Regions from separate parts of the Mus musculus genome. Here all the other regions are linked to region 1. The links are chromatin loops, found by intact Hi-C in ENCODE. Cell type or tissue: left cerebral cortex. All regions are shown on one strand. Region 1 holds the start of Sulf2 (sulfatase 2). Region 2 has its middle 34 kb from the start of Gm14268. Region 3 has its middle 43 kb from the start of Gm14268. Region 4 holds the start of Gm29679 (predicted gene, 29679). Region 5 has its middle 12 kb from the start of Gm30908. Region 6 has its middle 13 kb from the start of Gm11468. Region 7 overlaps Sulf2 (sulfatase 2).

Region 1 (4,000 bases):
CCTCCAGGCAGAGATCACTAAGCAGACCCATGGCCCCGCGGGTGGCTCCTTCCATCTGCCCACTTGGAGCCTCCTTTCGCCACCAGCCGCCCTCGCAGGGACTAACACTACCATCCGCGCTTCCCTGGGTGACACTCCGTGCCTGGTACACTCAGAGCGCCACAAATGCTTGTCGAATGAATGAATGAATGAACTACTACTCTCTAAACGAAGTCGCAGTCCCCGCTGCAGCGTCCCCTCCGGGCTTCTGGAGCCCGCGGCGGACGCAGGTCTGCAGGGCGATGGGTTCTGACCTGGCGCGGGAGAAGTTTTACGATTTCATTTGTCCTCCGTTCTGCGAGTTCCTAGTCCCTGCTTGCTCGGGTCCTGCCCGGACAAGCCACACGTGGTCTGGCTTCTAGCTGGCCCTCTGGATCTAAACCTCAAGGGGTCAACCGGGCCATGCTCCTGCAGCCCGCGGGTCCACGCGCCCTTCCCCGGGAACCACCGGGGCGCGGGAAGTCCTCCCCTAGCCGCCCAGCCTTGCAGACGGGGTCAAATCGGTCAGCCCCACTGAGGCCGGCCGGTACCTAAACCTCCGGGTAACACCCTCCCTGAGCCGGGCAGCGGGGACCGGCTGGGCTCACCTGAACCGTGCTCGCCCTGGAATCTGTGATCCGGGCCCGGCCCCGCGCCCCACTCACCGCGCGGCCCCCGCGGCCTCACCGCGTCTCTGCCGCAGCCGGGCCGGGCCGCGGGGCGTAGGGGACTCTGCCTTGCCGCTGCTCCAGCCGCCTCCGCGGCATCCCGGCTTCTGCTTCGCCCCGCCCGCCCCGGCCTCCGCGCGCGCCAGGACCCAGGACCCAGCCGCCTCCCGCCCCGCCGGGGACCCGGCGATTCAGCCATCGCTCCTCACCTCCGCCGCCGCGGCCGCCCCGCGCCCCGGCCCGAAGTCCCGGCGGCTCCCGGCCTGCTGCCTGCCGAGCCGGTGGCCGGCCGCGCTCCCGCCGCCGAGCGCGCACCCTCGCGGGCCCGGGGCGCACTCACCCGCACCCGCTCCCGCTCGCCCTGGGCGCGGAGTTGAGGCTGATGTGCGCTGAGCAGGGAGCTGCCGGCGAGCCGGGACCGCGCGTGCGTGTGTGCGCGCGTGTGTGCCACTCGGACCGGGGGCGCATCTCTTAGTCCACCAGACACCGGCGCGAAGTCGCGAGGGCCATGGATCAGGCCCCCGGGCTGGCGCGCAGAGAATCCAGCCTCTTTCCGCTTTTTCGTCCTCCTCCCTCCCAGCAGCGAGGAGCCAAGTGTTCCCTGAGGCGTGCGACAGCCCCGGCCCGGCGCTGCCCCTCGTAATGACACGTTAATAAATGTTTTCTTTTATCCGCTTTCACAGGGGCTCGCCCTGGTTTGCAAACACCCGGCAGCCTTAGCTGAAAGCCCCGCGCTCGCCTCTAAACACACACGCACACACTTGCCATTGGAGACGCCGGCTCGGGCCGATCCCCAAGCTAGATCGCGGGAGGAACTGCCCACGCGCCTGGGACCTTCCCACGCGTCTCCGAAGCTCTCTGAGAAATTAAGTTGAGCTCAAGCGAAAGCAGAAGCGTTGCCCAGACATGGGCCGGGAATGGGAAAGAAAGGGGAGGCCGGTTCCCTTGGTAAAGGGAGAACTCTGACTCCAGGTGGTGCTGTCTGCGCGGTTTCTGCCGTCCCCGAAGCCACCAGAGGCTTGAGGGGGCCCTGGCTGCCAAGGGTGGGTGAAGAGCCTCACAGAGCCCACCAGTAGCTTCAGAAAGTACAGCTGATGTGCTAGGGGGTTATCGACCCTGCGGTGGAACGGGGCGGGCCTCGGATGGAAACGTAACCCCTGAAAGTCTTCCAAGATGTTCATCCATTTATAGATACTGAAATCAAGACAGAGCCGTTAAGTTATTGGCCCAAGGTCAGATAGTTGGATCAGGATCTGAACCCAAGAAGCTGAGCTCCGGAGTTGTATCTGACCCCCCAGGCTGCGCTTATTTTCAAGATCCTCCTTCCCCTGGTGGGATTTTTCTAGTTTTCTGATGGATAGCGTTTGTCAAATTCACGTAGTAAAAATAACAGGGCACCGATGGAGATGCACTAAAATCACGTCCTCGCTGTTTATCTAAAATTCAAGCGGGTTGTCTGGACTGCGTGGGGGGCTCTCGACTCCGCCCATACAGTCGTTGTACTAACCCTGAACTTGCTTTCCTAAGCCGGGGGCAAGCCCCACCTTTGGCTAGTGTAGAGTCCTGGCTGGATACAGGATGTTAGGCGTGAGTATTCGCTTTCATGAACCCCCCCCCCCACCCTCCACCCCACCCCCAGGCATTCCAGTCTCAGTGCTGCATGAGAAGGGGCTGGGCCCCTGCAGCGCTGTTCATTGGATGCTTGGGGCAGAGGGCTCCCATCCTTGAGATTCTGAGAACTTCATTAGAAAGCACAAACACACAAACAAACATCAAATGTACAGTGCTGGTGCACGCCTGCAATCCCAGCTCTTGGGAGGCAAAGGCAGGAAAATAAAAAATTCAAGGTCACCCTTATCTACACACAGGGTGATTAAGACCAGTTGGAGGTCCAGGAGACCCTATTAAAACAAAACAAAACAAAACAAAACAAAACAAAAGGAAAAAAATCTCAGAAAATAAACCAATAAAACAGATAGAAAAGCAGGTGTAATCAGTTTCAACATCCCAGACATTTAATTGAATAATTAAATTGATTAATTTATATATCCTTATAGGGTCAACTCAGACAGTATTCTCGTGGCCCACATCTGTGATGCCTGCACTGGGAAGGCTGAGGCAGGAGGATCACCCAAAGTCAAACTTTCTATATAGTGATACTGTCTCAGAAGCACACGAAGCAACAACAATGTATACACTTGATCTTTTTGTATCCTTCTCTTTTTCTGCAACAGGTAACTTTACATGCTATACCCATCCTGGCTTGGGGTTCTCCTCCCAGGAAGAACAGCAGGTTCTGTGGCCAAATGGAGAGCTTTGCACCTGGTCATCACATGAAGTGTACATTCATAGTTTTTGGAGAACATGTATGCTCAGAGATGACAGAGGCTTGTACACAGCCCACAGGCTGCACCTGGCTTTGAACCACATGCCTTATTTCAGCAGTGACTTTCTAGCAGGTCTGCAGTGTCCTATTGCGGTCTGGGCAGGAAGGATGCAGAATGGAATCTGTGCCCTGTTTGCTCTGAGGTTCTAGAGAATGCTCTAGAAGTTGGGGATTTACATCAGAAAACACTAGGACCACACCCTTGCACTTCAGACTTGACTCTCTGTAGATGGGTGTGCCCAACAGAAATTCCAGGAAAGAGGGCAGTTCTCAGTCTCCCAGTTGGGACTGAGCGCTGGAGGAGGGTGGTATCATGTGATTTCTCTTATGTTTCTTTGTTGTAATGGAAATGGAAAGTGGTGGCAATGCCAGCACCTGACCACTTTTCTTCTTTACAGAGGAGGAGACAGAGCTTAGGGACAAGTGTGTGTGTGTGTGTACCTGGGTGTGTGATTCAGGGAATCATTAATCAGTTAAGACAATTGACTTCCCCCTAACTCCTAGTGCACACCTAACCCTGCTGGTCTGGGCCTCAGCCTGTTGCCTGGGCTCTTTCCAGGAAGATGAAAACGGCTGGCCCCACTCAAGAACTTCTGTGTCGATCTAAAGATGTGAGGGACTTCAGGGTCAGAGTCCCCCAGCCTGGGGAGTCACTGTCTCTTCTACAGTTCATCTCTGGCCTGGGTGGGCTACACAGGGTCCCCAGGACCTGAGTTTCCAGCCCCTGCCTTCTAGACACTTGGTCCAGGCCAGCCTTTCTTCTATGACCCCTGTGCTCCTGATTAATATCCGTCTCTGCAAATAGCAGAGCTGGGTATACAACCATGGAGCCGTCTGAACTCCAGACTCTCAAGCTAACACCCCCATTGTTGGTTTAACCTTGAGAACCTTTGTCCTGACACCCCTATGCCTTGCTTTTTCTCTGTGG
Region 2 (4,000 bases), 200 kb after region 1:
CAGCCAGCCGCATGGCTGCCTCGATAGCAGTGAGCATCACATGTGCAGCTTTTGGGTTTTGCTCAGCTCCACCTGCCATTGTTAAAGCAAGCCCTGCCAGCTCTGCTTCCAGCAGGAAGGCCCCTTGGCTCTGTCCTGGGCGAGAGGAAGAGTAATGACCTCGATGTGGCTTGAGCAGGAAACAAAGCCATCTGAGCGGGAGCAAAGGATGACTCAGAGACTACGAGGCTATTTATTTGTTCAGCCAGCAAACCCCAAACCTTCTTAGATCCAAACCGTGAGCAGTCAGGGCACGGTCCCTCCTCTAGGGGGTCGGATGCTAAGCACATCAACAGATGACAGTGATGACTCCCAGTTGAGGAGACACAGAGACCGAAGGTTAGAGAATGGCGAGGATAGGGTGGGGCATGAAGAAAAGCAGTTCTAAGCAGTAGACACGTGAGACAGAAGCTGAATGAAGAAGAGGAGCCAAATGAGAGGACAGGGAAGAGGGACCCAGGGGGAAGGAACAGCCAGGACAAAGGCTCAGAGCCTCCCAACTGCTGGTACCCACTTGGCCCATGAAGATGGAGGATGTCTCCATCCCTCAGAAGGGCTCCTCCCTTTTTCTTCAAGGGTTGGTGAAGGGTGAGTGCCACAGGTTCCCTCTCATACTAACTCATCTGCCAGCCTTCAAAGAGAACCTCTAAAATCCCAGAGCAGCAGCTCCTAAGGCCAGCAAGTTCCCAGCGTCAGCCTCCATTGCACAACCAAAGCTGTTCCCCACACCCTTGTCTCCTCACACCAGTTTTACACCAAGCCACACACAAAGTGACACCAGCTAGGACGTCGCTGCCCATCTCCAGGTTCTGCAGACAGTTACTAAAATAACAACTGTGTATCTGGAGAACACCCCAAAACACCCACAGAGGGTCTTTTGGGAAACGGCTATCCCGGCTCAGCCCCTGAGCCGATGCATCTCTAAGGGATTCAGAGCTAGAAAGATTTTTCTAAAGCCTCCTATGATTAGAGAGCTCCCACCCCTACCCCAGACTCTGCACTCCCCTTCTGCCCTCTGCCCTGAATGATTCTCAGGTGACATTTGGGGCAATTTGATGACCCAGGCCATTTAGGTCTCGGGAATGTTCTGTCTCTGTCTAGCTGTCCCCTTCCCTCCTCCCCGCTTTTTTTTTTTTTTTTTTTTTTTGGAGACAGGGTTTCTCTGTGTAGCCCTGGCTGTCCTAGAACTCACTCTGTAGACCAGGCTGGCCTCGAACTCAGAAATCCACCTGCCTCTGCCTCCTAAGTGCTGGGATTAAAGGCGTGCGCCACCACCACCCGGCTCCTCCCCTCTCTTTCTCTTCTGCCCCACTCCCTACCTCCACCCTCTGCTCTCCACAGCTCTGAAATCACCAGCAGGGTTTGCAGCCCGAGATCTTCCTCATACATTTATTCTCTCCACGTGGAAGGGGCCACTAATTTCATCTCTGCTCATGAAGAGTCAAAGATTCTAACTGGTGATACTGGAATTTGAATGTGAAACGCTCCCCATTGGCTCATGGATTTAACTGCTTGCTCCCCACCCTGACCCCAACTGGTGGTGCAGTTTAGGAAGGTTAGAGCCTTTAGGGGGAAGATCCTCTGTGATGGAGGGATGGATCACTGGGGCGGGCCTTAAGGTTTTATAGCCCGGCTCCACTTTTTTTTAAACTCTCCTTCCTGATGAGGAATACCATGTGACCAGCCAGCCTCCTGTTTCCTGCCTGCTCCCACACCTTCCCTGCCTCCGTGGGATGATCCTCTCGACTTGTAATCCAGAATAATGTCCCTTAAGTGGCTTCGTGTGAGGAGATTTAAATAAGAAAAGTCACTAATGCATTTTGAAATGCTCATCCTATCTGGGGTCAGCCAAGCTGCCTCCAGCAGAGAGAGCCCCGGGAGTTGTGGATAACAGAGACATTTGTGGACCTCATAGTTATTATCAAGAGCTTCCTTATGGAGATGGATGGCAGACCCAGCTCAGGTCTGTGGAGAGAAAGGGACAAGAAACCCTTCCTTAGAGAGCTTACTCTCTTTGGGGGAGCGGGATCATTCACAAAGAAGCAAATGAAGGCATCACCTCTAGCAACATGAACAAATGAATGGCTGAATGAATGAATGAATGAATCCCGGGTTTCCATGGCTTTCCATAAACAAATTTCTTTTCATCCTTCAAGGCTTGGCTTTCCTCTGTTCCACCCTGGCAGCCTCCCAACTCTGCAGTACCTATGTTTCATCCTGTGCCCCGCAGCCAACTGCCAGCAGCTGGGCTGTGGGGTGGATGGCTACAGATCAGTGAGCATGTGTTTGTGTTCAGGAAGTGTGACTGGGATGGGATCATGTTTACATAAGCTGCATGACAAGTGGATGCATTCGTGTCCGTGCCCATGGAGGAGGCTGTGAAGATGGGGCGCAGTGGACCGTATTTTGTGGGTTGGAATGATGTCGTCTTTGGCAAGGTTATGGTGGGTGATTACCAAAGGGGACACAGACTACACTGTCCTGCTGGTGGCCCAGAGCTGCAGAGGAAGAGAGATTTCTGCCTGGCACTGACCTCACAGCAGCGGGGAATAGAATAGGGGAGAGAGCCCCACAAATCCTGATGGGGCATTGTGCCCTGCCTCCTGGAGTTCCTGGAGCCATTTCAAGGGAAGTCCGAGGTTACCTGTGTAAGCCATGGATGTACGTGAGGCAGCCCAGGTTGATTTGGCAATTGCCTGCCAAACCCCTCCTCTGTGTAGGTCATTTAAGGCCCGAAGTGCCTGCCTTGTGGAGGCCATGGCTGCCTTAACTGATCGACCATCAAGGACTCCCTGAGATGGGCGGAACCCACGCAGACCACAAGGCTACCCGGCCCTGTCGCTGTGAGCTCTGCCTTGTTAGATAGATGGCTTGGTTCCTTGGCTCGCTGGTGCCCTTTGTGGGCAAAATAAAATAAAAGTTAGATGCCTATTCCAATAGCGTGAAGCTGCGTTTAGACAGTGTTCTCCGTAATGCTAGCTGTCAGGGTCATGGTCATGGTCATGGTCACTGCAGCATTCCCACGCACAAACCTGAGAATGGTGCTGCCTTAGACTCCATGATCATGATACCTGCCTCTCCTCTCCTCTCCTCTCCTCTCCTCTCCTCTCCTCTCCTCTCCTCTCCTCTCCTCTCCTCTCCTCTCCTCTCCTCTCCCCTCCTCTCCTCTCTTCTCTTTCTCTTTTTCATTAAAAATTATTTATTTGTTTGTTTGTTTGTTTATTGTATATGAGTACACTGTAGCTGTCTTCAGACACACCAGAAGAGGGCATCAGATCCCATTACAGATGGTTGTGAGCCACATGTGGTTGCTGGGAATTGAACTCAGGACCTCTGGAAGAACAGTCAGTGTGCTCTTAGCCGCTGAGCCATCTCTCCAGCCCCTGCCTCTCCTCTCATATGGCCACCTTAGAGGCCCCAGAAGACTCTTGGGGCTCTTTCCCCTGTCCCTTACTCTGGACACCTCTTGTCAGTGGCCCAACATGCTCTATTCCTTTGAAATACTGGCTTGCCCAGCATTAATGGAAACTCACTTATTGTCTCCACTTGACACTGGATGCCAGACGCCTCAGCCCCCTGAAATGTCTACTTTCACCCCCCCACCCCCAATTCGACCTCCACTGTCCCAGAGAATATCATCAGATGAGGGAGGCAGGCATCAGTCACAGGCTCAGAGTCCTGGCTTGCTCCTCACACCCTCCTTCCACTCCACCACTAGCAGTTATCCCTCCAAATCACTGAGATTTCTGTCAGAAAAGTCTCCTGGACAACAGCCTAGCTCCTTGTCCTGTTCCTGGGGAGGCTGGCTAGGTGGGTGTGTCTCTCCGTGAGGTCAAAGTGCAGATCCCTTGGTGGGAACCAACACAGTGACTGCTTGGGTAGGGTACGGTGGGACTGCGCCAAGGTCCTGGGCTGAGGGGACACAGCTTCTCTCTCCAGGTCCATCCAGGTCACAGCCGTG
Region 3 (4,000 bases), 190 kb after region 1:
TCCCGAGTGCTGATATTTTCCCACGTCTCTGTAGGACATAAAGGAAGCTGATCGATCCAGCCTTATGTTGCAGGTGCCGGGCATCGTGTGCTACAATGTATCCAATAATGAAACACCTGACTCAGTGGAGTGCCCTCAGCAGGAGGGGCTGTGTCTGAGAGACATGGCAGGACACAACAGACAAGGGAGTGGTGTGTGTGCGAGCACACACACACACACCTGCGCCACACACTTTAGCTGTCTCCTGCAACTTAGGAGGCAGAGACCTGGGGTTTTTTTAGTGTTTTAAGTTTTGTTTTCTCATCTCTGCAGTGGTGGTGAGAGACCCCAGGCTGCAGTATGCTAGGTGAGGCATCCTTGTCCAGAATTTTGAAATCTCTTGATTTCCTACACAGGAGTTCCTTTACCGCAATACAGTTGGTTTGGGGCCTGGGGCCTGGGGCCTGGGTATCCCAGTGACAGGCTGGTCTGCTGGGACAGTGGGCTATGGCAGCCACAGCCTCCCCTCCTAAGTTGGGGTGATAACATTTCAGGACTTTGGCAGAAGTCTCTTGGGTTGGGTAGGAGAAACAAAGCAAAACAACAAACAAACAAACAAACAAACAAACAAGTCTCTCTGGTGGAGAACCAGGAGCTTAGAAAAAAGCCTTTGGCTCAGAAGTGTCAGGTGACCTGCCCAAGGTCTCAGAGCCTGGGGAGAGGTGGCTTCTATTTTCCTCAGGGCAGCACAAGCAGGGGTGGGGATCAGGGGCACAGAGGGCTTGCGACAGACAGACCACTGACTGAGCACACATAGAAAATAACAGGAAGATCTGCTAGAGTTGCACAATAAATAAACAACTCTGCGCACAGGAGTCAGTGCTCGGGACCACCAAACATGGAACACTTACAAGCCCGTCAATTACCCGGCTGGCCGAGCTCCCAGGCCATCAATCACCCAGCTGGCCATGCCCCCTTGGACCTCTGCTCTTTCATCACTGGGCCCCAATGGCCCTCACACACCTGCCTCATGGAGCTGAGGTGAGTCGGTAAGTGGCTCATAAGCTCCTCAAAGGGCCCTCAGCTACTACCATCGCTGAGTGGGGGGTTATTTAATTTCCTACCCTCAACTGACTCTGCTTCCAAAGGAAGAAATATATTTCATCCTAATTTTCAAAAAAGTTCGTGAGGCAGAGAATTGTTGGATAAAACAAAACGAAACAGTCAATTAGCACACCCTCAAATTAGTAAAACCCCAAACAGATAAGAATAATGCCATCTAGAGAGACAGCAGTGATCAGTCCCAGAAGACTTCCTGGAGGAGGAAATTCTAGGTTTGTCTGCGAAGAGATTCAAGGGAGGTGTGGGAGGAAAGCAGAGCCAAGGACACCCAGGGAGAGAAGAGGATGATGGGAAATCTGACCAGTTATAATGGGCAAATCATGCATTAATGCTACCATCAAGACCTTCAAGGAGAGGCAGTCTCCTGGAGCGGGGCCATTAGCGGCTGTTGATGCTCTCTGGAGTCCACAGGCCAGAGACAAATCAGGAATTCTGGTGCACACAGCGGAGGGGACGTATTATGATCATGTCGGGGCCAGGCATCTGCCTACGTGTGACAAATGCTGATGAATATTAATAACCATTTGTTCCCAGGGGACCACAAATCAGTTAATTAGGGCCCTGTCAACCTGTTTATATTATCTATAAATGAAGACCCATCAGCAGCCAAACATGAAGTTAAGCGAGCCGTGTGTGGGCTGCCACTATCCCAGGGATAAATGACGCTGCCAGCTCCTGCTGAGCCCCCGCCTTGGCAGGGAGGTGGGCACAGCTCCTCAACACCCTCATTTTAATCAAGTCGTTGGTTACACGAGGCACATGACAGCCCCTGAGTTTCCTTGCGGCATGTGCAGGAAGGGGGTGGCGGGGGGGGGGGGCATGATTTAAGACTGCCGGGAAATTAGCTCCCATCCAACCTTGGAGGAGAGAGAATCACCCATAAATCACTATTCCCCGGGCAGGTAATCAAGCCCCCATTCCAACTCTGATTACCCCTGGGCCTCTGTTCCCTTCACATCTTCCTGATGTGGTTGGAGAGGGGACACCCGAGTCACCAACGCCAGCTGGGTCAGGCTGGCATTCTGAATGGCTTGCCTTCTCTACACTGTCCCCCTGCCCTTTGCTATCCAGAAGTCACAAGACTCTAGGGTCTGAGGCAAAGAGAGAGAGAGAGAGAGAGAGAGAGAGAGAGAGAGAGAGAGAGAGAGAGAAAGATGGAAGTAAGGATAGGATTAGAGGAGACAGAGTTTTCCTCAGACACCAGAGCACGCCCAGTACTATGCTTCCAGCTGGAGAGCAACGGTAGTGAAGAGAACCATTGAGACTTCAGGGACAGGAGAGAATGATAATGTCTGAGCCAGCAGGGCTGCTGGGGGGTGGGCGGCGTGTGTGGAGACTGAGTCTCCTGTTTCATTCTCCTTTCTAAAAACCCCTGTGAGATAAATTCTTGTAATAGCTTTTCCTTTGGGTGAGAGACTCTACCATTTCTTGATCATTTTTTTTGTTTTGTTAGTTAAAGACAACACTAAATTCCTGGACGCTCATTAGAATGGGTCTAGTTCCCGGATAGGACTTGTCAAGATAACATCTGAGCGGACACCATCTCTCCAGCGAGAGTTGGAGGGAGCCGAGTGGTCTCGCCTGTTCCAGTCCAGGCTTTGCACCTTGTAGTCTCCTCCTCTGCCTGTCTGCCTTCTCTGTGACTCATGGGGACACTGGCTGCTAGAGCGAGGGTCCCAGGCTGATCCAGAAACAGGACCCCTTGGCCTCTTCACATCTGCGTACTTCACAGACATGGTCCTGTACATGGGAGATAAGACTCAAACCCCATTCACCCAGGTGGACATCAATGACAGACTCCAGGATTCCACCCAAGGCAAGTGTACCAGTGTACCAGTGAGTGTACCGGGGTTCCTTGCAGGAGTGTGGGCGACTAAGATGAACATCACTGAACATCTCACCCCAGCATGGGGCTGGAAGGGCAAGGCACTAACGCTGCGTGCCTGGAGCTCCTTGCACAGCTTGCTGGTGACTAGGAAGGTCTGAGAGACCCCTGCTCCCAGGAGACTATCACCATTCATCTAGGCCTTGTGAATGCCAAGGTCAGGTGCTTCCCAGGTCTTTAAGTTTCCTTTGCTTCCTGGATCCTAGCAAAGTTCTTTCCAGGAAGCAAGGGACATATCTCAATGCAGAGGAAGTAATTGCCACAGGTTACAGTCACAGGGCCTGGGGCCGACTTTATATATAGTTCAGCCTGAGATACCAGCCAGGATCTAGAGAGTGATACAAAGGAGACTTCTCTGAGCCTCGCACAGGCTCACTGGGTCTCATGTGGCTAAGACAAAGCTAGCTGGCCTGTCTCAGCCCTCCACACTCCCTTTATGGATGAAGAAACAGACCTGCACAGTGCAGATCATCTGCCTGAAAAGCTGGCAGGCCGTCTGTCTGTCTGTCTGTCTGTCTGTGACAGCGTAAAGCCCAGACTTTCATGTGCAAAGTCCCAGTTATTATATCAGGTGACATTTATTTTTTACCAGCCGCACAGAACATGTCAGGAGGCTGTGAATTGATGGCTTACTGTCACCTCCAGGGAACATGAGAAGGTCATAAGTTAACTTACGAACACAGGGGCGCAGCCAGGGGTGATTTGGTGGGGCAGTAGCCGTCCCAGAGGGGCATAGTCACGTATCGGCAGGGTCCCCCAAGTGCCTGCCACTCTCCAGGCTGCTGGCTTACAAGCCTTGCTTCCTCTCACCCTAAAGGAGCCATCAACAGGAGGTGACAGGGACCATAACTCTGAAGGGATGACTGTGGAGCATTGCTCGTTTCTGGCTGAGTGGCGCTGAGCGACATCTGGTGATTTAGAGACCCATGGCGAAGATTAGAGGAGAGAAGCTAAATGGTGTTTTCCTTCCAGGTCTGGGCCGGCTGCAAACAGGCTTCTGTGGAGGAAGCTGAT
Region 4 (4,000 bases), 410 kb after region 1:
TTGGGGACAGATGAGCTGGAGCAGAGAAAGAAGGGCCTGGGGAGTGACCTGCCAGCTCTGCACTCAGTCACTATTTAAGGAAGGCCCCGGGGGAAGCAGAGAAAGACAAATTCTTGGTGAGGACAGAGAAGCATGCCCACACAGCTCTGTGACCCTCACCGACAGGGAATCTGAGACAGATCCAGAGGGAGGAACCTCAGGATTCGTGGGAACTGTCTGCAGAGAGCAGCTTATGCAAAGGCCCTGAACCTTCCAAGCCACGATAGGGTGGTGGCGGCAGAGGTGGGAAGGAGTGGCCAGATGATGGTTAGAGCAGGAAGGAAGGGGGCGGGGAGGAGAAAACAGGCTCCTTGGAAGCCTCCACAGAGCAAAGAACCTTCCAGAGTTTCTCCAGCACAGCACCCATGCATTTCATTGGTCAAAAGTGACTTGATGGCTACCAGTCATCGCCAGAGAGGCAGGGCCCTGTGACTGGCTTCTGCCTCTGTCTGAGACCAATGTCGGCTTTTGTGGGTCCCAGAGCAAACTAAAACTGCAGGTATGCAGACAGGCGAGACAGCTCAGCGGGTAAAGGCACTCGCCTCCAAGCCTGACAATCAGAGTCCAATCTTCCAGGACTCACAAGTAAGAGGAAAGAACTGACTCCCACACGTGTGTGTGCACATGCACGCACATGCACGCACGCACGTGCGCGCGCACACACACACACACACACAGAGGAATAAATATAATGAAGTCAGAGCAAGAGGCCATATGGGAAGGAGTGTCCCACACTGTCCTTCAGGGTTCTTCAGAGAAAAGCCTACAGAACGAATATATGTCACAAAGGGATTTACCAATTGGATTGACTTACACAGGACTGAGTCCAACCGTAGCTGTTGGGAGAGGCTCCGAACCTGCTAGCTACTCAGTAGTGAGGCTGGATGCCTCAGCCTGGTCCCAAAGACCTGGAGGATTCCCAGAGAGAAGCTGGGCATCGATCTGGAATTGATTGGAAGGCCAAAGGACCTAGGTTCTGATCTCAGTGAAGGATGGTGGCGGCGGCGGCGGCAGCAGCATCTGGGTAGATGCACTCATCAGTGAAGAGTGAGTGAGGACAGGCTAAAGCAATGTATGGGCTGGTTTTGTGTGTCAACTCGACAAAAGCTAATCAGAAAGTTAGGAGCCTCACTTGAGGAAATGCCTCCTTGAGATCGAGCTGTAAGGCATTTTCTTAATTAGTGATCAATGGGGGGGGGGGTGTCAGCCCATTGTGGGTAGTGCCATCTCTGGGCTGGTGATCCTAGGTTCTAAGAAAGCAGACAGAACAAGCCAAGAAAATCAAGCCGGTAAGCAGCACCCCTCCATGGCCCCTGCATCACCTCCTGTCTCCAGGTTCTTGCCCTGTTTGAGGTCCTGCCCTGACTTCCTTTGGTGATGAACAGCACTGTGGAAGTGTAAGCCCAATAAACCCTTTCTTCCCCAACGTGCTTTTTGGTCCTGGTGTTTCATCACCGCACAGAAATCTTAAGTAAGATAATTAGTGTTGCCTTTCCTTCAGAACTCTTCATATCTGGGCCATCCTGGAAGGTGCCATCCGTTCCGGGGGATGGCCTCCCTCCTCCCCCATCTGCTAGTCCTTCGGGAAAACACTTTCACCCATCCACCCAAACGCATCTCTTAGTTGACCCCAGATCCAATCAAGATGCTGCTAAGACTAGCAGTCACCCTTGAACGCGTAGAAGCAGAGCTCACACTAACAAAGTCACTTTCTCTTCCCAGTGATGAGCTCAGGCCCGTTCAGTTCTTTCTTCTCCACTTTCTTCTCTGCTGCTTGGGTTCCCAGAATAAAGCCAGGCCCTCCTGTGGCATATCTGAAAGAGAGTCCATAAAACCCAATGGCACCGGGCGGTGGTGGCGCAAGCATTTAATCCCAGCACTTGGGAGGCAGAGGCAGGCGGATTTCTGAGTTCGAGGCCAACCTGGTCTACAGAGTGAGTTCCAGGACAGCCAGGGCTACACAGAGAAACCCTGTCTCGAAAAAACAAAAAACAAAAAACAAAAACAAAAACAAAACAAAAAACAACAACAACAAAAAAATCCAATGGCTTTGGTGGCTCCTGTTTGTCATATGTAATGCCCCTGCCTCTGACTGGGAACTGCATCTGGAACTACTCATCTGACCCTTAAGCCAACTGAGTGGGTTTTTTTTTTCCCCCTCTGTAGAGTGGTAAGAGTGTCACCAAGTCACTGAGCACTGTGTCAGGTCTGAATGTCACAACTGGTTCTTCAAAGGCGTCGGGACATACGCATGTGGGCAGTTTCTACCTTCAAGTGACTCCTGAACACCCCCTGGCCCCCACTACCCCTCTGCCTTGCCTCTTAACTCTGAAGCAGGCAGGGGCTCCCTCTCAAGACAGCCTTGCCCACAGCGCCACCTGGTGGTCATAGTTCTAAATGGTTCCAGTGGTAAGTGGGGGAATTGGGGGAAGACAGTAAGCATGGTTTAGCGGCCACACCCCCCACAAGCACCTCTGTGGGTGACAAGGGTTTCCTGTGTTCTCCTGGATCCAAATGGAAGAAAGACGAAGGGCAAAGGAGAGAAGGGAACAGAAGAGGAAAGAACAGAAAAACAAACAAACAAACAAACAAACACCCAAAATCACGCCCAGAGACCCAGCACAAGGCAAAGAAAACCCAGAAAGGGCGCGGGGGGGGAGGGGCGCGGGGGGAGGGGAGGACAGAATCAAAAATAATGACCAGAGAGAGAGAGAGAGAGAGAGAGAGAGAGAGAGAGAGAGAGAGAGAGAGAGACCTAAGAAAAACCGTTGAGAAACTAACGAAAAGACGCTTATACGTCATTCGGCCTTTCAGCCTGGCCGCTTATCCAAACAGCCTAGCCTCAGCCACCCCTGCAGGCAGGCGTTGTCCTCAATGAGGGCACCTGTGGCCAAACTGTGTCTGAAGCCCCTAGGAAGGACCCTACCAGGCAACTGCTACCTCTGGGCAATCCGCGGTCCCTGGTGCCCTCTGCTGGACAGGCTGGGCTCTACATGCCTTCAGAAAGTTACTTCAGGGCCAGGCTGTCGTGAAGGAAACTGAGCCTCTGAGAGAGGTAGTGACATTCCTTCGGGCAAGCACAGGGGCTGTAGGATCAGGGGACAGAGGCAAGAACTCTAGCCTCAGAAGTCATAAGGTAAGCCCTTCCCCTCGGCTTGAAAGTCCCACCAGACGGAACACAGACACCTGCACCCGGTAGGGTCAAGTGTGCAATTTATGTTCCCAGGTCTTCTCACCAGATCCAAGGACAGCACTGGCTCAAAGTCAGACACCCTGCCTCCAGTCTCCCCGAATCATTTCTGGGGGACCTTCTCTCTGCAGACCCCGGGGCAGGATTCTTGTGGACATCTCAGAGACTCCTGGCAACTCCAACTGCGCACATCTGGAATCCACATGACCCAGAAGATTCCCCTCCCTGCCCTGAAACCCTCAAAGAAGCCCTTAAAGAGATCAGTACTGTTGTTTGAAACCAGAATTGAGAGGCAAGGCTACCTTTCCACAGAGACCCAGCGGTGTTTCGAATAGACAAGGGACGGGTGGGGACTATGAGGGACTCGTGAGAAATGGACAGAAGTGTCGGTGTTTTCCTGTATGTGGGAAATGAGGGAAGAGAGAAAGAAGAGGAGGGAGAAAATGAGGAGGAACGGAAGGAGGAGGTCACCCAGGGCTGGCCACGGCCTGCACATCAAACTTAGCCCAAGAAGCAGCTGGCTGGGCTGGACCTACAAACCCCAGCAATCCATGAAGTCCATCTTGGCCCAAGCAGATGAACACCCACAAACTGTGTGGGACCCACCTGGGCCCAGGCCTGTGTGCTCAGGATGCTCTGGCTGGCTGTATGGCATCCGTTATGATGGGCATGCTTGTGGCCAGCTTGGATTCCAGGCCTTGCTGCACTTTTAAAGACTTGTCTACTTTTCTGTATGTATGTGAGTGTCTTGCCTACATTGTATACCATGTG
Region 5 (4,000 bases), 330 kb after region 1:
CAAGAGGGAGGCAGCAGCTTGGGGTGGGGTGGAGTGAGACAAAGTGCTGGGCCTGACTTGTGTCACAGGCCTCCTCTGTCAGTGTCTTTCCTGTCTTGATCTCTCGCTCCTTTCACTCAGTCTGCCTACACCTGGCCTGTCCAATCTCCCAACTTTCTCATCTTGTCGCCAGCATGGAATGATCCTCCCTGCCCCCCATCCTCCCACCCGACCTCGTCTTAATTTAATTATAGTACCATGGCTGCCTTGTCATACTTGGAAGTCAGAGATGTCCCAAGAACACAGGACCTGTCCAAGCCTCTGATCCAACCTCTTGTGATTGCAGATGACCCCCTTCCTAGACCAAGGTCATGAGCACTCTAGATGCCAAAGCTAGAGGGGGAGATTCAGACCGCAGCACAGACTCTCAGGTCACCCGATACATGCTGGTCCCTCACCTGGAGCAGGGGTGGAAGATATAATTCAGAAGTCAAGTGGAATCAGGGAAGACTGGAGTTTTCAAGCAAGGACAGACAAAAGAACTCAGGTCCTGTGGGTAAAGGAGACACAGAGGCCAAGTCTACAACCATAAGCTGTGTCCCACGCCCCTTTGCCCCTTCTACCCATACCTAAAGCTGCAGTTCTGAGACACTGGGGAACAGGCCCTGCCTGTGGCCCCACCCTCCCGGAATGTCGACCCTAAACCGCCCCCACAGAGTCACTAACAGAGTCACACTCCCAAAGGTAGGAAGAGTACAGACGGGGGAACAGACTCATGTTGAAGGACACAATGTGGAACTCAGACCATCACTTCCCTTCCTACTGACCAGAACGCAGCCTTGTGAACACTTCAAGCCATGGCGCATGTGAGAACATCTTTACACTGAGAAATAGGAGGTTGTATTAATATAACAGCAGACAAGGGACACCAAGGGGCATCTAGAAAGTTCTACCCAGAAACGTTTAGCAGGATAAGCATTACTGGGCTACCCAGGCCTTGCCAAGTGCAAGAGGACGTTTTAAAAAGTCATCTCTTGGAGGGCCCAGTGTTCCAGGACTGACCCCAGAGTGTTCAGTAGAAGCCTGCCCTTTAAGGCCAGCATCACTCCCGTTTCACAGATAGAGGGGTGCCTGCCTCTCCCAGTGCCAGCAGACAGCCATGCCAAGGCTTCCTGCTCAGACCCTCTACTGGTTCTGATGTGGAGCCTCCCTTTCTTCGACTATTTGGTTGTTTTCTTCTCCACGTATAAGAAGAAAAGTGAAAAGACACCGATGATGCATAATTTGAACCCTGGGGTCTGTGCCTACTGTCTTCAGTCTCCATGTGGCTTCAGAATACCTTATTTAGTGGATCTTCTTCTGGAAAGGGCTATGTCTGTGGCTTACAAGAACTAAAGGCGTCCTATCTGATCAATTCCTTATTTGCTGTGGTGTGTGTGTGTGTGTGTGTGTGTGTGTGTGTGTGTGTGTGTGTGTGTTGCTTGCCTGTCTGCCTGCCTGCCTGCCTGTCTGTCTGTCTGTCTGTCTGTCTGTCCTGCCTCCATGTCCCATTTCCTGGGCTACCTTGACTTTGCATCCTCCCTGTGATGTCAGAGGAGCCATGAATCACAGTGACAGCTCTCCCAGTATCCAAGAGACCTCTCCTGGCTGCTAAGTCACCGTCCCCCATCCCCCACCGTCCCCTGTGAGAACCAGTCAGTGTGTTGAGCATCAGCTGAGGCTTCCAGATTCCATGGGGAATGACCCCCATTGTGTGTGCTGAGGACCAGGCAGCCTCTGGCTAACTTCTTGCTTCTCGGTGTCCTGGGAACCGGTGCTGTTTGCTCCTGTCTGGAGCCTCTGTGGCTGAGCCGAGCACAGGCTGCCCTGGCCAGTGTTTCCATAGCTGCCTCCAGGCTCCAGACCCCAGGCTGCTGCAGACTGTGAAGGAGGCCTCTCCTCTGCCCTCTGTGCTCTGTGCCATCTGCATGACTAAGCTTCCTGCCTTGCTCCTTCGAGTTGATGTCTCTCTATCTCCTATGGAGGGACAAATTATTTGCTCACTGACAGTGGCCTAAATTTGGCAGCAGCCTCAGCAGCATCTGTAACAAACCGGAGCCAGGTTGCCACACTTGATGGGGACAATTCCAGGCATGTCTCGACAGCCCGAGGATGTAAGGATAAAAATTACACCAGCCTCCAGCCGTGGCCGTAAGAGGAGTCTTGGCAGAGGAGGACGTGCAACTAAGAAGAAAAGTAAGGCGCTCTTGCCATGAAAACCTGGCTTGATTTAGCAAGCGCTCAAAAGCTCCTTCAAATGAGGTCACAGGCTCCCTGGGGAAAGAGCTACATCTAAGGAAGAGCAGCTCTCCCCCCTAACAGTCCTGAAGCTACATTGTAGATACAATTTCAAAATTCATTTCCACTGTAGTCCAAACTTAAAATGAAAGTCACAGATAGTATAATCTATATAGTTTTTTAAGATTTGCTTTATTATTTTATGTGCGTGTGTCTGCCAGTAGGGGGCATCAGATCTTTTGGTGATGCAGTTACAGACCTCTGTGAACCACCCAACACTGGCACTGGGAACCAGATTCCAGCCCCCACCCCTGATAGAGCAGCTAAGCGTACTGAAACTCTGAGTCATCGCTCTGGTCCCACACATGATCCTTTTGGTTCTGTTTTTTAAATTTGATGTCCAGGCTATAACATAAGAAGAAATATAAGGGAAAATAGAATAGTCGAGGTAATTTCAATGTGACAATGTCTCTCTTCCCACATGCAAATGCCCAGGCACAAGTGCCCATGAAGAACAGGTCAGCTTCCTGACCAAGACCAGTGACTAGTGTGTTGAGTTGGTCTCTCAAATGCCAAGTGTCATGGCTGCTGTTAGCATTCCTTCTAAGCTCCGCCCAACAATTACCTAGCAACAGCCAGTAGGCCTGGCTTCCTATAAAAGGGACAGATGGGCCTCTCTGACTCTGAACCCTGATTCCCTTTGCCCTCCTTAACACCTTTCTCTCCCCGACCCTCACATGTTCTTGGCCTGGCCAGCCTCTTCTCCTCTTCTCTCTCTCTCTCTCTCTCTCTCTCTCTCTCTCTCTCTCTCTCTCTCTCTCTCTCTCCATCCCCTCAACTCTCCTTCCCATGCCTCCAAATGAACTCTATTCTGTACTAGACCTATCATATGGCTGGTACCTAGGAATGGAGGGGAGGGATGCCTCAGCATAGGCTGGCTGAGGTACCCCCTCCCACCTCACCATACTGTGCTCCATAAAACATATCCTTTTTATAAAAGCACATCAGCTGCTGAGATCACCTTAGCAAGGTTTGGAGGAAATCCAGGTGAAATGTTGCTTGCCAGTGTCCATGAGAATTCCTGGGGAGCAGCCATGTTTGCAGAGACTGTGGCTGTTTAGCACTGTGGTGACTTGGAGAGGTTGGAACCAGGCAGGTTCCAGAGCCGATTACCTGACCTTGGGCTAGATCTAGCCATCTGTGACAGCCATTCCTTGCCCATCTCTGTGTGTGGACTAACAACTTGTGGCTAGTAGATAAAAAACTTGGGATCTACTAACTTAGCAGACTACTGGATTCCACGAATCCAAACGCTAGCAATGTCATCAGACACATCTGAGACCTCTAGGACAGCTCCCCCCATCTCTCTGCAGCCATCTGTCTGATGTACCCACCCGTGCACTCTAGCCTTGATTTATGACTTTCTCTTTTCTGTAAAACCATAAAAACATCATGAAACTGCTTCTGCCTTGGACCATGGAATCTGGGATAACTCAAATCTGTGTTCCTTAGCCACGCTCACTCAAAATGGCTACAGAATAAACTATCTCACGTTCCCCTTAGGCTCAGAATTGTTTTGTTTTGTTTTGCATTGACAGTAAACACTAGAGTCACCACTGGCCTCCTTCCTGGTCCCCTGTCATGAGAATGACCTCCATCCACACCCCTGCTGCCACAGTCCAGCCGATCGTCCTGCCCCTCCACTCCTGGTGCCTAGTCTGATGCGGCAGACTGAACTTCCCTA
Region 6 (4,000 bases), 100 kb after region 1:
TCATAATGGATGAAATGAAAGCTTAAGAGTGCTGCCTCCTGCTGAGAGCCAGAGAGGAGGGAAAAGAGCAGACAGGCACAGCCCTGCAGGGTGCCTCGCGCTGGAGGCTGGGCCTGGCCCTTCTCCCCTCCCCCCTCCCCAGGACCTGAACGTCCCGGTCCCTCTCTCCCACGAGAAAGAGTAAAATAGCAGGGCAGGCACCAGAATATTATGGGGAGGCAGATCTGGAGCCTGGGTCACAGTCTCTGCTCCTGTGACATCACTAGCAGGTGTTCACAGAGCCCTGGCCTGCCAGGCTGTGCTCTGAGTGCTGAGACAGGAGGCAACCGAATAATGTCCTTGACTGCTACTTTCTACGCTGAAGGACAAACAACAGTGGCCATCAAAACAAACAACAGTTGCAGGATCTTTGGGAGGTGATGGGTGATTTAAGGGATAGTGGAGGTCAAGGTCAAAGTCATGGAGGGTCTGTCTGAGGGGGTTAGTGAGCCCTGGAGAGACCAGGGTGGGCAGAGGGCAACCTGGGTGTAAAAACCCTGGGAGAGGAGAGCTCTGGGCAGTCCCTGGGGAGGAGCATCGAGGAGGAGGAGGAGGAGGAGGAGGAGGAGGAGGAGGAGGAGGAGGAGGAGGAGATATAGCTGGAGACTTGTGAACCGGACATGGGGAAGGGAGATGCGTGTACAAAATGAACCCCTAAACCACACGCCACAGGCTCTCACCTAGGAGAGGCCACTGAGTAAGACACTAGGACACCCAGGTCAAGCGGTCCCCATCTTCAGGTGAACGTGGGAGAGAGTCTCTGTCCTCTCAGCCCCCAGCCTCTTCTGCTCCTCTGAACCTGTTGGTAAGGTCTTAGGCTATGAACCTGCTGAATGGGAACCTTGGGTCCCAGCTGGAGCTGCATGAGGCCCTCCTCTGGTGGTCCCAATGCTCTGTGGAGTTTTGGGGACAGGCAGAGCTGGGTTGAGGCATCAGTTGTCACAGGACTCAGAAGCAGAGAAGAGAAACATATATGGACAAGATTTTGCTATGTAGCCATGTCTGGGCTGTAATTTGTTACGTAGACCAAGATGGGCCTCCAACTCATTGAGATCCCGCCTGTCTGCCCCCACCTCCAGAGTGCTGTGTTAAAGGTGTGTACTGCCACAATGGGCTTCATCTCCTCCTCTTCTATAACCATTCCTCTTGGTTGGATGTGGGTTAGCTCCCCTCCACAGTTGACAAACACCTTACATAAACAAGCTAAAGGAGGGAAGGTTGGCTGTGGCTCACAGTTCTGAGTATCGTCACAGACCTGATGCAGGAGAGGTTTTAGAGTTCGGCTAGAAGTCTCATGTGCCTCCCCCAGCAGGAAGGACCCATTCTGTGACAGCCTGAGTTCTATAACAGAAAAGGAACAAGGATCAGAAGGGTAGCCACACCCACTCCAGCCAAGCCACACCCTCTTCTCTCCTCATCCTCCCAGGGGCTGTGGCCCCCACCCTCGGAAAGCTCTACATATATCGATCTAGTAGCACAATAAATACATCTTGTTCCTGTGACTTCCGAGTGTAGCTTTGGATGATCCAACACTCCCCTCTCCACTTAAAGTGTATCACCTGTGTGGCCTAGCCCACCCCAGGATCCTAACCTCTGCACCTCTGACATCTGAGGTTCAGCACGCCCTACGTTCCCTGTCTCTATCCATTCCATCCCCTGTGACAACCCAAATGGGAGGGAACCATCGTGCCTCATTGAAGGCTACTATGCCAAATCCAGTCGTTAAGACATTGCAATAGTAAGTTGCCTGCATTTAAACATTTAGCTAAGTTTTTATGGCTACTTATTGCGACATCTCAGTGCATGAACCCCTCCCAGGGGACTGACAGGAGCCACCTGGGGGGAGGTTCACAATGACACAGTGAACCTCTTCTCCACTGAGTGTCCCCCACACTGTGGGGACAGCTCCATACAATGTGCATCTCCCACCTTGGAAGCCTCTGCTGCCCACGAGATTCTGAGCTTGGCCGTATATTTGGATGTAACGCTAAGGGCTTAGGGCCAGCAGGGCCTCATAGACCAAGATGTGATTGACAGCTGTAGATCACAACACAGTTCTCAGTGAGCCCCCCAACAGTAACAGGGACCCCTGCTTTCATCTCTGGGCACCGCTCTCAGCAGCACCTTACACACACTTTCATGTATAAGGAAGCAGGTATCAATGTCATGGCCTGGGAAACTGCGGCTTTCAGCTTCCTATGTGGTGAAGATGGCTTTGAACTCCTGCCCCTGTTGCTCCTGCTTCCTGAGAGCTGGAGTATAGACCGCCATGTCTGGTTTAGTGAGTGCTTTGGGCTGAACCCACAGCTCCATGCCTGTTAGGCAAGCACTCTACCAAAGTCTTAGAGTTCTGAATTAGTAAATGCCCTACTTGACGCCTGCAGCAGTGGGCCCTGTGTCATACTGGCACCGTTCAGACTGCAGCAAAATTGTTGGCAAGGATGGGGACTCTCGGAGAGTTGCTTCATTTGCTTGAGCTGAATCCCACTCTTTCTCACATCTAAGAGGGCTTCACACAAAGAAGTTAAAAAAAATACTTTTCAAACGGCTTAATGTTTCATCGGCCAAGAGGCTTCCTGACAGAGGAGCTGATAAAGCAACTATTAAAGCATTCCCGGTACCCTACGCTGCTGGCCAGGAGAAGTGTTTCTCTCAAGCATCTGAGAGAATGAGGCTCAGCTCTCTTTTAAACTCTGGGCTCGGTTTGGAACCCCGTGATGTCTATAATGTGGACACTGGGATCCCAGAAGATTGGACCAATTTAAAAAGTCTGTGTGGAAATATATGTTCATTACAGATTCTGGCAGAGGCTCTGAGATTGGATGAGGCAGCATAAACTTCAGGGAGGGAACAAAGAGGAAGGGCCAAGCAGTCAGCCACCTTGGATGTGACTCCCTCCAGGGACAGGCCTCACAGATAAATGGAGCCATGCTGGGGAAGGTACCCAGTGCCAAACTCGGGCAGGGACTGTGGGTGTCCTCACAACTGAAAGTTCTATCTGTTAACTACAAGTGTGTGGGGACAGGATGGAGACCGTCTACAGCCCTCAGAGAATCTGACAGTGCCCCTTTGACTGTCACCCACAGAGCAGCCTCTCAGGAAACTTGCAGGGTCATTAGAAAAAGACATTTGGGCATTCAGCAGTGGCCTCCAAGGGCTGTGACCCGTGACAGGAAACAGCTGTGGATGAGGGAGGGAAGTCAGCGCTCAGCTTTCACCCCAGCACATCCTCTGAGGATCCACATCGACCTTCCTCCGAAGCACAGGCTGACATGGGTGTGTTAAGATGTCACTGGATACCCCCAAGGATGCAAAGGCAGCATGAGCCACCAGAAGTCGAGGATTCGAGGAAGCAGCCCCAAGTTAGCTGGGTGTGGTGCAACAGACTTGAACCCCCTGAGCCTTCTCAGAGGCTGAGGTGGCACACCTCAAACTCAGGACAGTCAGGACCACAGGTCAGGTGCAAGGCCAAGTTCCTGGGGAATTTAGACCCTGCCTCAAAAGGAAAAGCTAAAGAGGCTTGGAAATATGGCTCGTACCCAAGTGGGAGAGCACTTGCTGACACTCACACGAGTTCTGTCCTTAGTTAAGAGGTGACAAAGGAAGAGTAAGGACCCCTGAGTGCAAAGTATACCCACTCGCCTGCCTCCCAGGGGCTTCCAGAGTGGCGGCTGTGACTGCTGATGTCCCTGGGTACCAAGGGGAATTCAGCCTTTGGGACTTACAGAACCAAGCTTGGAACCAAGATGGGAGAATTTGCAGGGGTGGGGTGAGTGGAGTCACCTCTTCTCATGGACTCCGAGTTCATTCATCCTCTTTTCCAGGCAAGGAGTGTGAGAACTGGCAGAGTATCACCCACTAACCACCCCACCAGGCAGTGGAATTACAGTGAAACTCTTGAAAACAGGACCACATAAACGGCATGCCCATGTGGACGAGAAAGGTCACATTTAGAAGTTCT
Region 7 (4,000 bases), 55 kb before region 1:
CTGTGTGGACGGGACATCAGGATCAAGGGTCAAGTGTGTCCCTTCCTGCACAGTCTGCGGTTGACACATTGCTACACAAGCCATTCAGTTCCCGAGTGGAGAGCCGTGTTGCCTCAGGCACCCAGTGTCAGAGCAGTCACATGTTCTATAAAGTAGATGCCACCAGAGAGAGCTTGGTGACAGAGAGAGGACTCTAGGGAGACACGGCAGGCACAAGAAACGCACAGGGATGTCAGCGCTCCTGAGATGCCACTGGTAGCCGAGGGACCTTAGCTGAAGGCAATCCTAAATGATGTCAGTGAAGAGAAGTGGGTGGGACAAAAAATAATGGACACCCATGACACAGGGACCCAGGGACAGCTTACAGATCGTAGGGTCTGTGGAGGTGTTGTGCAAACTGTAGACCTTTTCCCAAAGAAAGCGACATTGCCCGGCAAAACTCTAAAATCTCCAAACAGGACAGGTAAGATATTGCAGTGGGGTTAAAGCACTTGTTGCCAAGTCTGACACCTGAGTTCAGTCCCTGGGGACCATGTCGTAGGAGGAGAGAAGACACTTCTGAAAGTTGTCCTCTGTCCTCTACACATGCAGGTGTGCACGCACACACGCAAAGAATGTAAAAACAAACAAACAAACAAACAAACAAACAAAACAACTTCAAATCCATCACCTCCCAAATCCTCACGCATGCAGTAATCCCCCAGCAGTGTGCCCTTGGCAAATCTCTTATTCTTTCTTTACTTCCTGAAATAGGGTCTTGCTATGTGTCCCAGGTTGACTTAGGACACTTGATCCTCCCGCCTCAGCCTCCTGAGTGGTGGGATTACAGGTCTGAGACACTGTGCCTGGCTCTTTAGATCTATAATGGAGACAATAATGTCCCTCTCTGGATGCCTGTTAACAGTGGTTCCTCACGTGGGTGAGGGATTCCAGGGCCTGTGGAGACCAGAAGCTCATTCCAACTTGAGACACAGCTTTTCCAGACCACAGGCCCACATGCAGAGTCCAAGATACTCAAGCTGGTTCCCAGGTTTCTTAGACAACTCAGTTTGACATAATGATCTGTGGATAGTTATTACGCCCTCTAGTCTGGGATATCATGATAAGAAAACTAATCTAGACTCGACCAGCACGTCTGCACTTGGTTCTGAACACTTCCGATCCTTGGTGGTTGAATTTGGAGGTAGAACCTGGAGAGATGTAGGCTGACTGTTCAGGTATATTGCTTAAAACCATGACACAAAGCCGGGTGTGGTGGCTCACGCCTTTAGTCCCAGCACTTGGGAGGCAGAGGCAGGCGGATTTCTGAGTTCGAGGCCAGCCTGGTCTACAGAGTGAGTTCCAGGACAGCCAGGACTACACAGAGAAACCCTGCCTCGAAAAAAAAAAAAAAAAAAAACCACGACACAAGTTCCTAAAGTTAAACTATCATCGTAACAAGCATCTATCTGCATCCTATCTGCCTCTCGCCTGTCAGCACCTGGTTTATCAGCCTCTCGCCTGTTAGCACCTGGTTTAACTGATGCCAGATATGGGAAATCACCTGTGTGCTCACCTTCCTCTGTGAGGGATCAGGCCCCCAGTCCTTCCCTCTGCCCTGTCCATTGCTTAACATTTGAAGCAGGCAAGCGCCTCCCCTCCTGGCTGTCTCGCTCCACTTGTCTGCGTTAAGGGCTGCTGGGGAGCCATTCGCCGCCTGACAGGAGGCCCAGACCCTTCTGTTATCTCTCCTAGCTCTGAAACAAACTCAAATGGCCTCATAACAATGTGTTTGTGGTCTGAAAAAGCTGTGTCGTGCGGCGATCAGGGATAGAAATGAGCTGGCAGGATGCCTGGCATCGGAGAGCCTGGGAGGCATCGCTGCGAGTCTGAGGGCAGTGGAGGATACAATGGGAATCTCAGGGCAACTGTGTGTGGTGTGTGCATGCATGCACACATGTATGTGCAGGGGTGTGTGCATGTGCGTGTGCATGTGTGCATGCTCCCCTTTTACCCTGTGCTGCAGGAGGCATGTGACAGAATGGATAAGAGCAAGCCTGCAGAGTGACCACATCTGTACCTTGGACCTGTCAGCCCCTTGCAGAACACATGTAGAGGGCATCACCCCTGTTTCCTGACGGCTGAACACCAGGGTTTACTGCTGTGCAAGAGGCCAGGCACCTACTGAAGATGAGATGGTGATAGATATATCCTGAGGTCTGCTGTAGGGCTGCCTGGAGGGCTAGCTCAGCCTGCAGTGTAGTACAGACCGTTCCTCCCTCCCTGGTCCCTGGCCATCTGGGTAGAGCTGTGAACAGGGCTGTTTCAAGGACAACAGCAATTTTGGCATAGGCTCACCCTACACCACCTCCACCCACATCGAACATTCAACAAAACTGGTAAATAACAGTGAAGGAGGCGAAGTGTTCCGGAGCGGACCCGCTGAATCACACGGTGTGTGGCTGACATTTCATTAAAGACTTATTTTCGTGGGCAGGTCCCTTCCATACTGTGAAGTCAATTCACTCCCACATCCCCAAGGTTTCCTCTTTCTTGGCCTTCTTTATTGTAACCCTGGACAAGCCACAGGCCCCAACTTCTGTGCCTTGGTCGCTGAGGTCCCTATTGTCAGCCTACATGCCCTGCTGTGTCCCTGGAGCACAGGAAATCATCTTCCACCTGTGGTTCACACTTTGAGGTGAGAGACCTTAAAAGCAGAAAAGGGTGTTCTGTCCCAAGAAGCGAGCAGGAAACCATTGTTCAGGAGCTGTACCCAAGTTGGTGGCTCTTTTGAGCCCATGTCAGCCCACTGGGTAAGACAGTCCACAAAGAGAGAGAAGTTTAGGGACTGGGGTTTAACTCATTGGTAGAATGCTTATTTTAAATGCATACAAGACCTTTCAGGGGAAGGAAGAAGGGAGGGAGAGAGAGAACATGTGCACACCTTATCCACTCACCCCCATACTTCAGCCTCCCTCCCCTCTTGTCTCCTCATAGAATCAATCATCCACAAATAGCCAGAAGGATCCTCTGAATTCAAGACCATTGACTCCATTACAGTGACTTGTGCTTGGCTCACAGGGTTCCGACCTCCAGCATCTTAAACGCCCCAGGACATTTACACCAGCTGCTCCCTCTGCCTTGGACACCCCTCTGTCGGTCTCACGGACCTGCCCCTTCTCCATGTGATGTCTGACCCAAGATGACCCTGCCTTCCCCTTTGTCTCTGCACTCAGGGTCACTTCTTCTCAGTTTCTCTGGGATCACCCCACTGAGGCACCCACTTTCCTATATGTTTCTCCCCTCCACCAAGGATGCAAGTCCAGAGGGCACAAGCCCGTCTGGACACTGTAGCCCCAGTGGGCACCTGCTAAAACCGGGTATGTGATGAGCCAGCAGCTGACAGGATCGATCTGGCTGAGGTATTCAGGCCGATGCACATACCCTGCGCAAGGGCAGGTACCGTATTCTAAAGGCATTCTGTGGGCTGGAAGGATGGCTCAGTGGGTAAAGACATCTGCTGCCAACTCGATGACCTGAGCTCAGTCTCTGGAACCCATGCAGGGGAGGGAGTGGACTGACATCTGTGAGGCATTCCCTGTCCTCAGCCTTCATGCTGTGACACGAGCATGCATGCGCGTGCACACACACGCACACACGCGCGCACACACACACACACACACACACACAGAGTAACTAAAATAAACCTCAAACCAAACCAAACCAGAATCCCAAAGGCTTTCTATTTTAGTATCTGTAAGAGCACTGTGACAAGAATGGGGTGCAGGGGAAGGGGGTGTGTGTGTGTCAGCCGAGTGCAGTCTGTGTGCAGAGTACTATGAACTTGAGTGGGGCCAGTAGGGGTGTCGCTACCTCCCTGGGGACAGTGATGAAGTTATGTCTGTCACGATGTGGGTACATGTTCCGGGCACTGTCAGGTAGAGGGGAAGGGGATTACAATCACATCTCCCAATATTCACACTGGCCTATAGTCAAGAAGGGTGTGGCCTGAGAGTCTGAA

What was found. Peaks named below come from ENCODE experiments on the same cell type or tissue, not always from the same donor. Only the 100,000 strongest peaks of a DNase experiment are listed, where the experiment ranks them.
Region 2: a loop joins it to region 1, with 2.4 times the contacts of the local background. A loop is called at or near these places in 6 of 42 quality-filtered maps.
Region 3: it touches region 1 in a loop (2.1-fold over the local background); 11 of 42 quality-filtered maps call a loop at or near these places.
Region 4: a loop joins it to region 1, with 7 times the contacts of the local background. A loop is called at or near these places in 18 of 42 quality-filtered maps.
Region 5: it touches region 1 in a loop (10-fold over the local background); 2 of 42 quality-filtered maps call a loop at or near these places.
Region 6: a loop joins it to region 1, with 2.5 times the contacts of the local background. A loop is called at or near these places in 5 of 42 quality-filtered maps.
Region 7: it touches region 1 in a loop (2.5-fold over the local background); 13 of 42 quality-filtered maps call a loop at or near these places.

Annotation. Positions count from the first base shown.
Region 1 is chr2:166,154,052-166,158,051 of GRCm38, forward strand. It overlaps Sulf2 (sulfatase 2), which reads right to left and starts at 1,632. Exons shown (of 21, transcript NM_028072.5): 1 at 1,452-1,632. In left cerebral cortex, a CTCF peak has its summit at 1,654; DNase peaks (open chromatin) are centred at 150, 323, 336, 824 and 2 more places; H3K4me3 peaks cover 1,984 bases; H3K27ac peaks cover 1,807 bases.
Region 2 is chr2:166,353,859-166,357,858 of GRCm38, forward strand. No RefSeq gene overlaps it. Among named protein-coding and RNA genes, the nearest start is that of Gm14268, 34 kb to the right of the region's middle. In left cerebral cortex, no CTCF peak of the experiment used is centred here; DNase peaks (open chromatin) are centred at 1,756 and 2,275.
Region 3 is chr2:166,344,973-166,348,972 of GRCm38, forward strand. No RefSeq gene overlaps it. Among named protein-coding and RNA genes, the nearest start is that of Gm14268, 43 kb to the right of the region's middle. In left cerebral cortex, no CTCF peak of the experiment used is centred here; DNase peaks (open chromatin) are centred at 1,767 and 2,378.
Region 4 is chr2:166,561,676-166,565,675 of GRCm38, forward strand. Gm29679 (predicted gene, 29679) reads left to right here and starts at 2,847. Exons shown (of 2, transcript NR_152154.1): 1 at 2,847-3,175; 2 at 3,266-4,000. In left cerebral cortex, CTCF peaks have their summits at 2,411 (motif pointing left) and 3,026 (motif pointing left); DNase peaks (open chromatin) are centred at 1,633, 2,417, 3,005 and 3,996.
Region 5 is chr2:166,481,280-166,485,279 of GRCm38, forward strand. No RefSeq gene overlaps it. Among named protein-coding and RNA genes, the nearest start is that of Gm30908, 12 kb to the left of the region's middle. In left cerebral cortex, a CTCF peak has its summit at 2,470 (motif pointing right); DNase peaks (open chromatin) are centred at 1,653, 2,171 and 2,523; H3K27ac peaks cover 1,895 bases.
Region 6 is chr2:166,258,801-166,262,800 of GRCm38, forward strand. No RefSeq gene overlaps it. Among named protein-coding and RNA genes, the nearest start is that of Gm11468, 13 kb to the right of the region's middle. In left cerebral cortex, a CTCF peak has its summit at 52; DNase peaks (open chromatin) are centred at 2,489 and 2,945; H3K27ac peaks cover 949 bases.
Region 7 is chr2:166,098,718-166,102,717 of GRCm38, forward strand. All of the region lies in intron 3 of Sulf2 (sulfatase 2), which reads right to left. Among named protein-coding and RNA genes, the nearest start is that of Gm52534, 19 kb to the right of the region's middle. In left cerebral cortex, no CTCF peak of the experiment used is centred here; DNase peaks (open chromatin) are centred at 1,813 and 2,366; H3K27ac peaks cover 802 bases.